Regions from separate parts of the Homo sapiens genome. Here region 1 is linked to region 2. A link is a loop called in an ENCODE intact Hi-C map of the cell type or tissue named here. Cell type or tissue: PC-9. All regions are shown on one strand. Each heading gives the region's core, and the rest is flanking DNA. Links, peaks and the distances in the headings are about the cores only. Region 1 overlaps PRKAR1B (protein kinase cAMP-dependent type I regulatory subunit beta). Region 2 has its middle 19 kb from the start of PDGFA-DT.

Region 1 (5,366 bases), core at 282-5,281, 82 kb after region 2:
TATAAAAAGAGGAGACTTGGACACACACAGGGAAAACACAGTGTCCACGCAGAGCGAAGAGTCGGACGAAAGCACAGCAGGGAGGCAACACGGCACCTACAAGCCAAGGAGAGGCCAGGCCAGATCCCCACACACAGCCCTCAGGGGGAACCAGCCCTGCCCACATCTTGAGCTTGGACTTCTGGCCTCCAGAAGCATGAGACGCTTGATCACTGTTGTTAAGGCCAAGTTTGTCCTTCTGTTATGGCAGCCCTAGAAACTAACACAGTGTTTTACGCACAGTTGCTCATTTAATTCTCACAACAACCTTGTGGCATATATGATCATCACTCCCCTTATCCTCACATACAAGTGGGAGCAGGACAGAAGCACAGAGAGGTTAAGGAACCTGCCCAAGGTCACACAGCTAAGGAATGGTGGTGCTGGGATTCAAAACCGGGTGATCTGGCTCCAGAGTCCTTGTCTTAACCACTGCACTAAACTACCTCTTGCATCTATTAAATATGGAGCTCCCATGTGTGCCTGCACCTCCTCTCAGCTCTCGGCCCCACGCCATTGTTCTGCCGTCCCTTCCTGCAGGGCACCTGGCTCCATTTATGATCAAGGCCTCCTGCTGAGCCTCAGCTCTTGGTAGGAGAAGTCCCTCTTCTTTGTGCTTCTGTTTCAAAGATGACTTAGTTATTTGCAAATTTTTATTCTTTCCTTTCCTTTTTCTTTCTGTTGTTTTGTTTTTTGTTTTGTTGTTTGTTTTTTAGAGACAAGGTCTCACTCTGTCACCCAGGCTAGAGTGCAGTGGTGCGATCATAGCTCACTGTAGCCTCGAACTCCTGGGCTCAAGTGATCCTCCTGCCTCAGCCTCCTGAGTAGCTGGGCCTACAGGCACATGCCATCATACCCAGCTACTTTTTTTTTTTTTTTTTTTAGAGATGGGGTTTCTCTGTGTTGCCCAGGCTGGTCTCAAACTCCTGGGCTCAAACAATCCTCCCACCTCAGCCTCCCAAAGTGCTGGGATTACAGGCATAAGCCACCGCACCCAGCTCATTCACATTTCCGAATGTGTTTACTGCCTCACAATATTCCAGCTGCAATTTGAAGTGGAGCTGCTTTGAAGGTAGAGATTAATGTGAGGGAGAAATGACATCATCACGTTGAGTCATTCCACCCAAGAATACAGACCGCCTCTCCCTATTCAGATCGTGTTTTATGTCCTTATAGAGGTTTAAAACTTCCTCCCTAGAGTCTTCTGTAATCTGTTGTCAAGCACATTCCACTTCTCAGTGGCTGTTGCCCTCATGAATGGCATCCTTTCAAATTCTATTCTCCAGTTACTCCTCATCTGTGTCTCTTTTCTCATTCCCTGCACCCACCCAGCCCCTTGGGCTCTTTTTTTTCTCTCTTTCTTTCTGTTGAGACAGATTTAATATCTTCATTGTGATGGGAAGGAATCCGTATTTTTAAATTTTCTTTAAATTGACAAAGAAAAATTGTGTATATTTATTTATGGATTCCTTGGGCTTCTTAATGATGATTTTTGTAAGTTGAGCTTGCACCAACCCTGCTGAACACTCATAAGAATGTAAGAGTTGTTCTGTGTATTCTATGCTGGTTTCCATAGACATGATCAAATTCATCTTCTCTCTACCCTTCCAATTAGGACTCCTCTTATTTTTCTTTCTTTATAGCATTGCCGGGACCTCCCAAGCACAGTTAAACCATGAAAGCCATCAGAGCCTCATTGTGGTCCCTCCCTTAAAGAGCATGTAGCCAAAGATTCTCCATTAGCATGTTTGCTCTGTGTTGGGTATGTATGACCTTTACCAAGTTAAGAAGTGACCCTATTCTTAGTTTGCTAAGAATTTATGCAATAGTTGTTGAGCTTTGTCAAAACCTTTTCCAACACCTATGTGACATGTCACATGCTCTTTCTCTACAATCTACTAATATGGTGATTTACATGGATAGAGTATTCTGAGGTTGAACCATCCTTGAATTCTGGATCATCTCCACCTGATCACAGTACAGTACATACAATGATCTAGCAGCTTCCTCTTGTTTTCTATTTTCTGTAGCAATTTGAGAAGTAAGAATAGACAGTTTGCTGATGTTTGAAAGAACTCAACCAGTGAAACCATCAGAAAGAACCCTTTGGGAGGAAAGGTCTTTGGTTACCATTTCAACTTACTTAATGCTTCTAGATCTCTTCAGGTTTTCTATTTATTCATGTGCCAATGTTGATGGTATTTTCAAAATCATCTCCCAATATTTAAAAATTTACAAAATTCATAAAATCCAAATTGTTGGCTTTCCTTTGAAAAAAGAAAATAAAAAGAAAAGTCTGACAACACAGGGACCTTGTACTCCCAAAGCAAGAATTCAGCTCACCCCCACTTTGGAAGGAGCATGACCATCTCCAATCTGCCACAATTCCCAAGGACTCCACGTTTTCCACTTAATTCCTGAACCCCCAGGATCCCGAGTTTGCAACCCTTCCCTAAGGGGCTCACTATTGAGCAGTGGTGACAGATGCTTGTGTGGGGTGATGTCACAGCAGGTGGGGTCATCCCCATGACAGATGCTTCCTGGCCATCACCTCATCATGTGTGGTACAAGTCCCAACCTTGCCTGGAGGGACCCAGGGGACTGAGTTTCTGAAGAGTTAAGCCATCTGTAAAATGGGCACAGTAACACTCTCAGCCTCTAAAGCAGCAGGGAGGACTCAGTGATCATGAGGCTTGTGAAGCACTCAGCAGAATAAGGGGCTCCCACGGTCAGCAGCTGCTGCCATAGTGTCTGCTGGTTCCAAACCCCATGCAGCCGCTCCCCCAGTGCTGCTAGAAGGGTCACACATGTCCCAGAATCCCCCAGGAGTGATGCAAATGGAGCGGCCCATGCCCCGATCTCAGCCAGTCTCTTCACCACTCTGGCTTTTTTATTCCTTTTTGTTGGCTTACATTGCTAATATATTGTGGAACTGCAGCCAGAGGTGGCCTGACAGGTAAACACCTCCCCGCCCTCACCCATGCAAAGAAACCTGCTGAAGCAAACAGGTTCAGCCAGTTCTCAGAGCCGAGGCCACCTAAGGGGGACAACAGAAAGGATGGGCACCCACAGCCCCTCAAAGCTGCACCTCAGACCCGAGCACCAGGTGCCTGCCAAGGCTGGGCATGCATTCAGAAGAGCAGCGAGGTGAGGGGTGGCAGCAAGGACCCCCGCGCCACACAGGGCCTCCCGCTCACTCCTCCCGCTCCAACAATCTGCATTTCTGTATGTTAGAAATGTCTGCCTGAGGCTAAAAGAAATAAAGAATTTTTGTGACTTTTAAACAAAAGCATCATGACATTGACCTGGGAGAACATGAATGTGCTAGGATCGTATCCAGTAATAAAGAAGGCAAACTGAGTTATTAGCACTTCCAACATGTCTGATCTTTAGTTTTTTTCAACTCTCTATTTTGAAAATCTTTGAACCTTCCTAGGGATGGAAGGGGGATGTCAGAGTCAGGACACGGGTTGTTATTCCCCCTCCCATGATGTCAAAGAGCAGAACACACAGAGGCACATATGCACCAACAGTAGGTCTGCAGAGAATGTGCATATGTGTATTGACAAGGAGCAGACGGGAATGATGAGTGAAGAAAACAGAACATTTACCAAAAAGGACCCCGCTGAAGGCAGAACACTTGTTCCAGCGCATACTAATATGTTTTTCTGACTTCTTATGTTTTTCAACATGACGCTATCCAGGGGGAAAGAGTGGCCTGCTCAGTCTGTCCTCCTTTAGAAGTGGTTCTGAAAGACCTAGACATGCTGCCCTCGCTGGGGAAGAACCTCTCTCCATTGCGGATTTAAACCTTAGGTCAATGTTATTTAAGGAAAGGAAGTGGCCTAAACCCTTGGGCAGACCCTGGGTGCTGGCATCACGGTCCTATCTCTTCTGTCCCAGCCCAAGACCCAGGGTTCCCATCTGCTGGGATCCCAGCGCCCCAGACACAGCATCCTGGCTTGTGTTTAGCCTCTTCCACTGTTTAGGTGAAGGCTTGTTCCGTGACTCTGTTGACTACAAGTTTCCAAAAAATTCTCTCTAAATAGCAATAACTCAGTCCTGGCATCATGGAAAGCAGAGCTCCTGCTCCCGGCTGGGGTGCCAACAGCACGGTGTTCTCAAATCCCCTGGGACCCTCGGCCACACTCTTGACTGTGGGTCTGGTTCCTAACCACAAACATGTGGTAACAACAATTCTCTCTCTGGCCAAACTTTAGTCAGGTTCCAGAACCTTCTTCTAGGCCCATCTGTACTTCCTTGTAAAATAATCCTGCCAAATCAGTTCAGCCAGAACCGATCACCCACCATAATCAATATGTGATCATCTTTGATATCTGATCATCCTCAGTGTCTGATCAGGCTCCTCACACCCACCACCCCATGGGGGATGTCTGGTCACCCTGGCCTCTCTTCAGCAACAATCCTGTTAGGTCAGTGAAGCCAGAACCCCCCAGCCCCTGGTGTTTCCTCTCGGTCATTTTCCATCCACTGCCACTTAGGTGGAAATTCTCACGTTCTCATCTCATATTCGGAGGCAAGCCCAAGCTCCTTCCTCCACCGCAAGACCCCATTGCAGTGATCCCTGTACCTAGTGCAATGGTCCAGAATGAAGTCTTCCATGCCATGCTTTAACACACGTCACTGAATAACGTTTTCTTGGCATTGGAGAGAGAAGCGCGTGAATGGCCAGGGTTCAGGGTATGGAATGAACCTATGGAGTCCCAGAAGGGAGGTACAAGCCAAGTGTCCGCTCTACCCTGTGGATCTAGGGAAGGAGGTGGAGGATGGCAAATTCCTTCTGTACATTCTTGGGCTTCCAACCAGAATTGCTAGTCCATGCCACTGGCCATGGCGTCCAGCCCTGGATGTTCACAGTATCCCCAGATACCCACGCCAGCCCTGAGCTTCTGAATCAGAATCCACTTTGGATGAAGACCAGCACCCGCAGGTTTAGGTTGGTGACAGCAAACTTTTATCTTAAAAATATGCATGCTGACCAAGCATGGTGGCTCACACCTGTAATCTCAGCACTTTGGGAGGCTGAGGCAGGCGGATCACCTGAGGTCAGGAGTTCGAGACCAGCCTGGCCAACATGGGGAAACCCCATCTCTACTAAAAATACAAACATTAGCCAGGCTTGGTGACATGTGCCTGTAATCCCAGCTATTCAGGAGACTGAGGCAGGAGAATCGCTTGAATCCAGAAGGTGGGGGTTGCATTGAGTGAGATCGTGCCACTGCACTCCAGCCTGGGCAACAGAGCAAGACTCCATCTCAAAAAGAAAAAAAAAAAGTGCATGCTCTTTGAATGGGTTTTTCTTTCCC
Region 2 (5,366 bases), core at 219-5,218:
CCAAAAACAAAACAAATTCATGACTTCACGGTGTCTGTAGTTCAGGAATTCAGAAACGGCTTCCCCGGGATCCTGTGGACCAGGCCGTGGTTGTTAGGTGTCGGTTTCTCACCCTGCAGCTGCTTGAGTGTCCTCACAACATGGCGGCTGGCATCCCGGGGAGCAAGAGGCCCAAACAGCAAGGCCAAAGCCACCGTGTCTTCTCTGACCACTCCTGGGAAGCCCCACCCCAGCACAGGCCCTGTCAATGCAGGAAGGGCTATGGGAGGGCACAGACATGGGGAGGTAGGACCTCGGGCCCACCTGGAGGCTGGCAGCCACCCTTGACTTAATGCTGCAGTGAGGATGAAATGAGCCAATGCCAGTGCCTGGCACATGGGGGAGTTTTCTCACCACTGGGCACCCCCAGCTTCTCCTCGGGAGACTTGCAGGGGCCTAAACTCATCCATATTCACTTCCAAGAAGTGGGCTCCGTGAAGCCTTGCCGAGCCGGGGAAGCAGCGACGGAGGGTGCCTAGGTGTGATGGAGGGTGCCTAGGTGTGATGGAGGGGGCCTGGGTGTGGTGGAGGGGGACCTTGTTCAGGGGCCAGGGGGCACTCACCTTCATGGTGCTGGAAGCCCCCAGGGACAGTGAGCCTGGCTTTCACCCTCCTGAAGAGTCCCCCCCCCAAAAAAGACATTGGCCAACCCAGCTCCCAGGCTTTCACTCTCCTGGTCCCCGCCAAAAAAAGACATCGGCCCACCCGGCTCCCAGGTGGGAGAGGGACCTGATCCACCTCCGGGGCCAGCCTGCCAGGGACCTGGCCTTACCACGACTGCCCTCAGCGTCCTCAGCTGTGAAGTGGGGCTGATTTGCCTACACTCCAGGGAAATCAGGAATAGAGAGAGTGAGTTAATCCATGGAGAGGGCTGGGAACAGCGCTGGGCACAGGAAGCACCAGGAAATCGACTCCCCCACCAGGCTGTGGCCCTCACTCACACGCCCCCCTCCCTCCACGCCTGGCCGCCGGCCTTGGGTGCAGGGAACACACCCACCCCAGCTCCGTGGTTGTGGGCGGCCCGGCCAGGCCCTGCTTAGGTTCTGGGGTGCACTGCAGGGGTGCACAGCAGGAGTGCGCTGCGGTGGATCAGGGCCGTGGAGGGCCCAGCCTGGGGCTGACCTGACCAGAGCCCAGGGGAGCCGGGGTCCCTGGAGGAGGGCGCCCCTGGTCCAGGGGCTGCAGAGGAATCTGAGGCGGCTTCCAGGAGGAGGTGGCATTTGAATCCAGCCTTGAAAGACAGCAGCAGCTGTCCCAGGCCTGGAATTTCCTCTTCCCATGCAGCCAGGCCCCACCCCTCTTATCTGCCTCCTCGGGGAGCTGGATCCCAGGGACCTTCCCGAGAAGGGCAGCCCAGCCTGGCCCCACCCCACCCCAAGGCCGCAGGCTGTGTCACCCGCCTGGAATGCACTTTCCAGTCCTCCCCTCCCTCCCCCATGCCAGCCCTTCACTTCCTGACCCAGCCGGCCAGGCCAGCCCCCAGGCCTCAGAAAATCTGGGGGCCCCCCCGGGCCTGTCACCCCAGAAAGGTGGGGGGAAGGGGGCACCCCCTAGACAGGAGGAAGGAGCTCCTGAGAGTCTCACCTTACAACCTCCCCATGGGGACAGCAAGCCCTCAGTGTCCCCTCCTAGGCCCCCAAGGAAGCCAGACTTGCTGAGAGGAACACAACTCACACATCCCCCCAGGGCCCCCACTTCCTCACCAACCCAATGGGGGCTCTAGGGGCGTCAGCATCCTGCGGTTTCTTAAAGACGCTGGCGACCCTCCTTCACTCCGGTGGCTCCTCCAAGCCTCTCTACAGCCCAACTGGACAGATGGGCATGGCCCCAAGGTGTTTCGAGCCAGCCAGAGTCCAGAGCTGGGGTCCCCTCTCGGGCACAGTTGCCCGCCCTACCCTTTCCTTCCCCATCCCTCAGACTGGTAGGGTCCCAGGAGCCGGCCTGGAGGTCAGACCAGGAATGCCCAGAAGCCAGTGGAGTCAGCAGGGCTCTGAGCATTCCCCACACGGGACCCTGCCTGCCACATAGGACCCCGCCTGCCACACAGTCACCTCCCCAGGCCCTGAGCTCAGAGCAGTTGCCCTCTGTCGCCTGCACAGGGGGTCCTGTCTGCCTCCCCTGGACTTGGAAGGACCCTTCCAGCTGGCGGGGGGCTCCCGTTTGGGGACAAGTGCCTCAGCTACGCCGGTGGAGCCTTGGTGAGGAACCCCTGTGCCCCCACTCACTGCGGGCAGAGGCACCACCTCTGGGGGCCGGTGTGAAGCCAGACTCCTAGCCAGCCCTGCAGCCTGTCCCAGGGGCCAGTAGAACCGGGAGGGGGCCGGGTGTGTAACTGCCTCCTGAGGCCGGCGAGTAGATTCCTGAGGCTCAGGGCGGTGCCCTCCTCTACCTGCCCACACACTCCAAGGGAGCTTCAGTCCCCACCTGCCAGCTGGAACAGGGGCTCCCTGAGGGCCCGAGTCCCCAACGCTAACACAGGAGGCACCAGGGAGCGTCTGCGGAATTAAACCAACACTCTGTGTGCACGTCACACGTTTAGCGGACACAGGCCCAGGCTCCCTACACTGGGGTCCCCGCCCCTGCTCTCCGGCGTTCCGAGCCTAGACGTGGAGGTGAACAGACACGTGGCCTCCTGCGCCGGGGGTGGGGTGGGGTGGGGTGGGGTGGGGTGGGGTGGGGTGGGGTGGGTGGTGAGGGGGTGTGCAGGGCTGCCTGGATGCACTCGGCCTAACGGCCCGGGAAGAGCCTGGGGCCTGAGAATTCCAGCCACCACCACCCCAGGGGTGCCGCCCACTGCTCACAGGGCCACCCACACCTCTAGCCACCTCATCGGGCCTCCAGGCGGCTGCCCTGTGTGGTGTGGGGGGACTCCCAGAGGGAGTGAGCCCGCCCTCCTAGGAGAAGCCTGGCCAGGTTCCAGTGGGGTGGTGGCCCGGCCCATAAACAGGAGGGGTTTATGGCCCAGTGACAGGCAAAACTGGTGGGGCAAGCCCAGGCTAGATCCCAACCCTGAGCCAAGGACAAGAGGATTCCAGAGTGGGAGCAGGAAGGCAGGGGTCCGTGGAACCAGCCTGCTCCCCTGCTCCCTACGGGCCTCCTCCACCCTATCTCAGGGACCCAGGCCCCAGTCCCAGAGCACCCAGGGGCCACCCCCACCCCGTCCCTGGCCAAGCCTCACCCCCTCCAGAGCGGCCTGTCACCACCTCGGGGTGGGAGCAGCCTCTCTGCTCTCCATCAATGCGGAGAGTTGATACCAGGGTTGTCTACCTTCATGAAAGTTACTTGTTGTGATTTCTTCGGCCTACAGAAAAATATAAACGTGGGCTCCTAGGAGCACCAGCACATGACCAGGACCTCGTCCTTCTAAAGCGTGTAAAGTTTGCTTTACTGTATTGACAGCAACAATAATCAGACCAAAAGCAAGATGACAAGACTCCTTCTCACTCGGGTAGTTCGGAGGAGCAAAGTGTGAGAGGCCCAGCGGGGCTGCAGCCTCAGCTCTGATACCCCAGCCAGACCCGCTGTCTCCCAGACTCAGTTTCCCCACCCCGCCTAAGGTCTCCGGGGCTCCTCCGCGCAGCGATTCCATTCCTTCTGACCCAGGCTGCCTCTGCAAGAGTCCCGTCTGGGTTTAGAGTTGGTCGTACATTCATTCATCCAACATCTGAGTGTTCCCTGTGTGCATGGCGCACAGTGTGGCCAGACACACACTCTGGTGTAGAGGAACCAGCCGGCCTGTGCCCGTATCATGAACGCCGTAGCCTGTCCCTGGGACTAGACAGCCAATCAGGCGTTGTGCGCAGCATAACTAGCTTGATGCCTGCTGACCCCCAGCCAGAGCTCACCTGGGTCAAGAGTTCCTGGACCCTGGAAGGTGTGGTGGTTTGAAAACAGGACCACCAGTCCCTTGATCTCTCACATCAGCAAGTGGGGGTCTGTGTCCCCCTGGATCCAGGCAGGCTGTCTCATCATCAACCACAGACTGTGCTGGAAACAATGCTCTGTGGCCTCTGAGACTCGGTCGCAAATGGCCACGCAGCTCACACCCTGCCTGCTGGAACAGGGGCTCCCTGAGGGCCCGAGTCCCCAACGCTAACAGCTGGCTGGAACCAGCTGGCTTTTGGAGCCCTCAGACGTCTCGAGGGAAATCTAGCTCCACTAGAGCCACCATGCTGGGAGGAAGCCCAAGCCACACAGGATGTAGGCGCCGCCCCACCCAACCCCAGGGAGCCCGCTGAGCCCCCCACCCCCACCTGCAGGGAGCTTGCTGAGCCCCCTCCCCCACTCCCAGGGAGCCCGCTGAGCCCCCCACCCCCACCCCACCCACAGGAAGCCCACTGAGCGCCCCCACCCACCCCGACACCCAGGGAGCCCGCTGAGCCCCCTACCCCACCCCCAGGGAGTCTGCTGAGCCCAGACCCCAAGCATCACGGAGCACACAAGCGCCACTCACCGGGCCCTGTCTGAGGTCTGCAGGGCAGCATCCGTAGTGAACATGAGGCGTCTGTTTCGTGCCACCACGTTTTGGAGTGTGATGCACACAGCAATCACCCGACAGATCGAGGAAGGGCCACAGGACAGGCTGCGTCCATGGAGACGTTTGCCGCTTTTCCAAAACTGGGGGCCGCTGAGAGGCACCTGGGCGTCCCTCGTCAGGGAGTTCTCGGGGCCAGCCACAGGTGGGGAGACGCTTGGCTTAGGTAATAGGAGGATAGGAGAGGAGGCCTCACTTCCAGCTGCTGTGCTCAGGGTGGGGCACGCAGAGGCCTTGAAGAGTAGGAGCAGGCAGTATTCCAGGATGACTGCAGGCCCACCGGGCCCACTGGGAGCTGAAGGACATGGCGCACACAGCAGAAGCTCCGGGAGGCACATGCCGGACGTGGGGAGGGCCCAGTTCCCATCACTGTTGGGTGTGACAGAGACGTCATACGCGACAGCAGCTCCACAGCCGTGAATGTCCTCTGCACCAGACCCCATTCAACCAGCTCCACCTACACAGTCTCGCGTCAGCTCACCCCCAACCCCACGCAACCAGCTTCACCTGCGCAGTCTCGCGTCAGCTCACTTCCAACCCCCTGCAACCAGCTTCACCTGCGCAGTCTCGCGTCAGCTCACCTCCAACCCCACGCAACCAGCTTCACCTGCGCAGTCTCGCTTCACCCTCACCTCCAACCCCCTGCAACCAGCTTCACCTGCGCAGTCTCGCGTCACGCTCACCTCCAACCCCCTGCAACCAGCTTCACCTGCGCAGTCTCGCGTCAGCTCACCTCCAACCCCCTGCAACCAGCTTCACCTGCGCAGTCTTGCTTCACTCTCACCTCCAACCC

Evidence for each region. Hi-C counts contacts between places; a loop is a spot of excess contacts. Peaks named below come from ENCODE experiments on the same cell type or tissue, not always from the same donor. Only the 100,000 strongest peaks of a DNase experiment are listed, where the experiment ranks them.
Region 1: a loop joins it to region 2, with 6 times the contacts of the local background. A loop is called at or near these places in 12 of 110 quality-filtered maps.

The regions. Positions count from the first base shown.
Region 1 is chr7:619,115-624,480 of GRCh38, forward strand. All of the region lies in intron 4 of PRKAR1B (protein kinase cAMP-dependent type I regulatory subunit beta), which reads right to left. Among named protein-coding and RNA genes, the nearest start is that of PRKAR1B-AS1, 19 kb to the left of the region's middle. In PC-9, for the core only: no CTCF peak of the experiment used is centred there; DNase peaks (open chromatin) are centred at 1,166 and 3,017; H3K4me3 peaks cover 466 bases.
Region 2 is chr7:537,009-542,374 of GRCh38, forward strand. No RefSeq gene overlaps it. Among named protein-coding and RNA genes, the nearest start is that of PDGFA-DT, 19 kb to the left of the region's middle. RefSeq lists enhancers at 1,654-2,597, 2,598-3,539. In PC-9, for the core only: CTCF peaks have their summits at 2,276 and 2,479; DNase peaks (open chromatin) are centred at 1,393, 2,493 and 2,893; H3K4me3 peaks cover 1,787 bases; H3K27ac peaks cover 2,536 bases.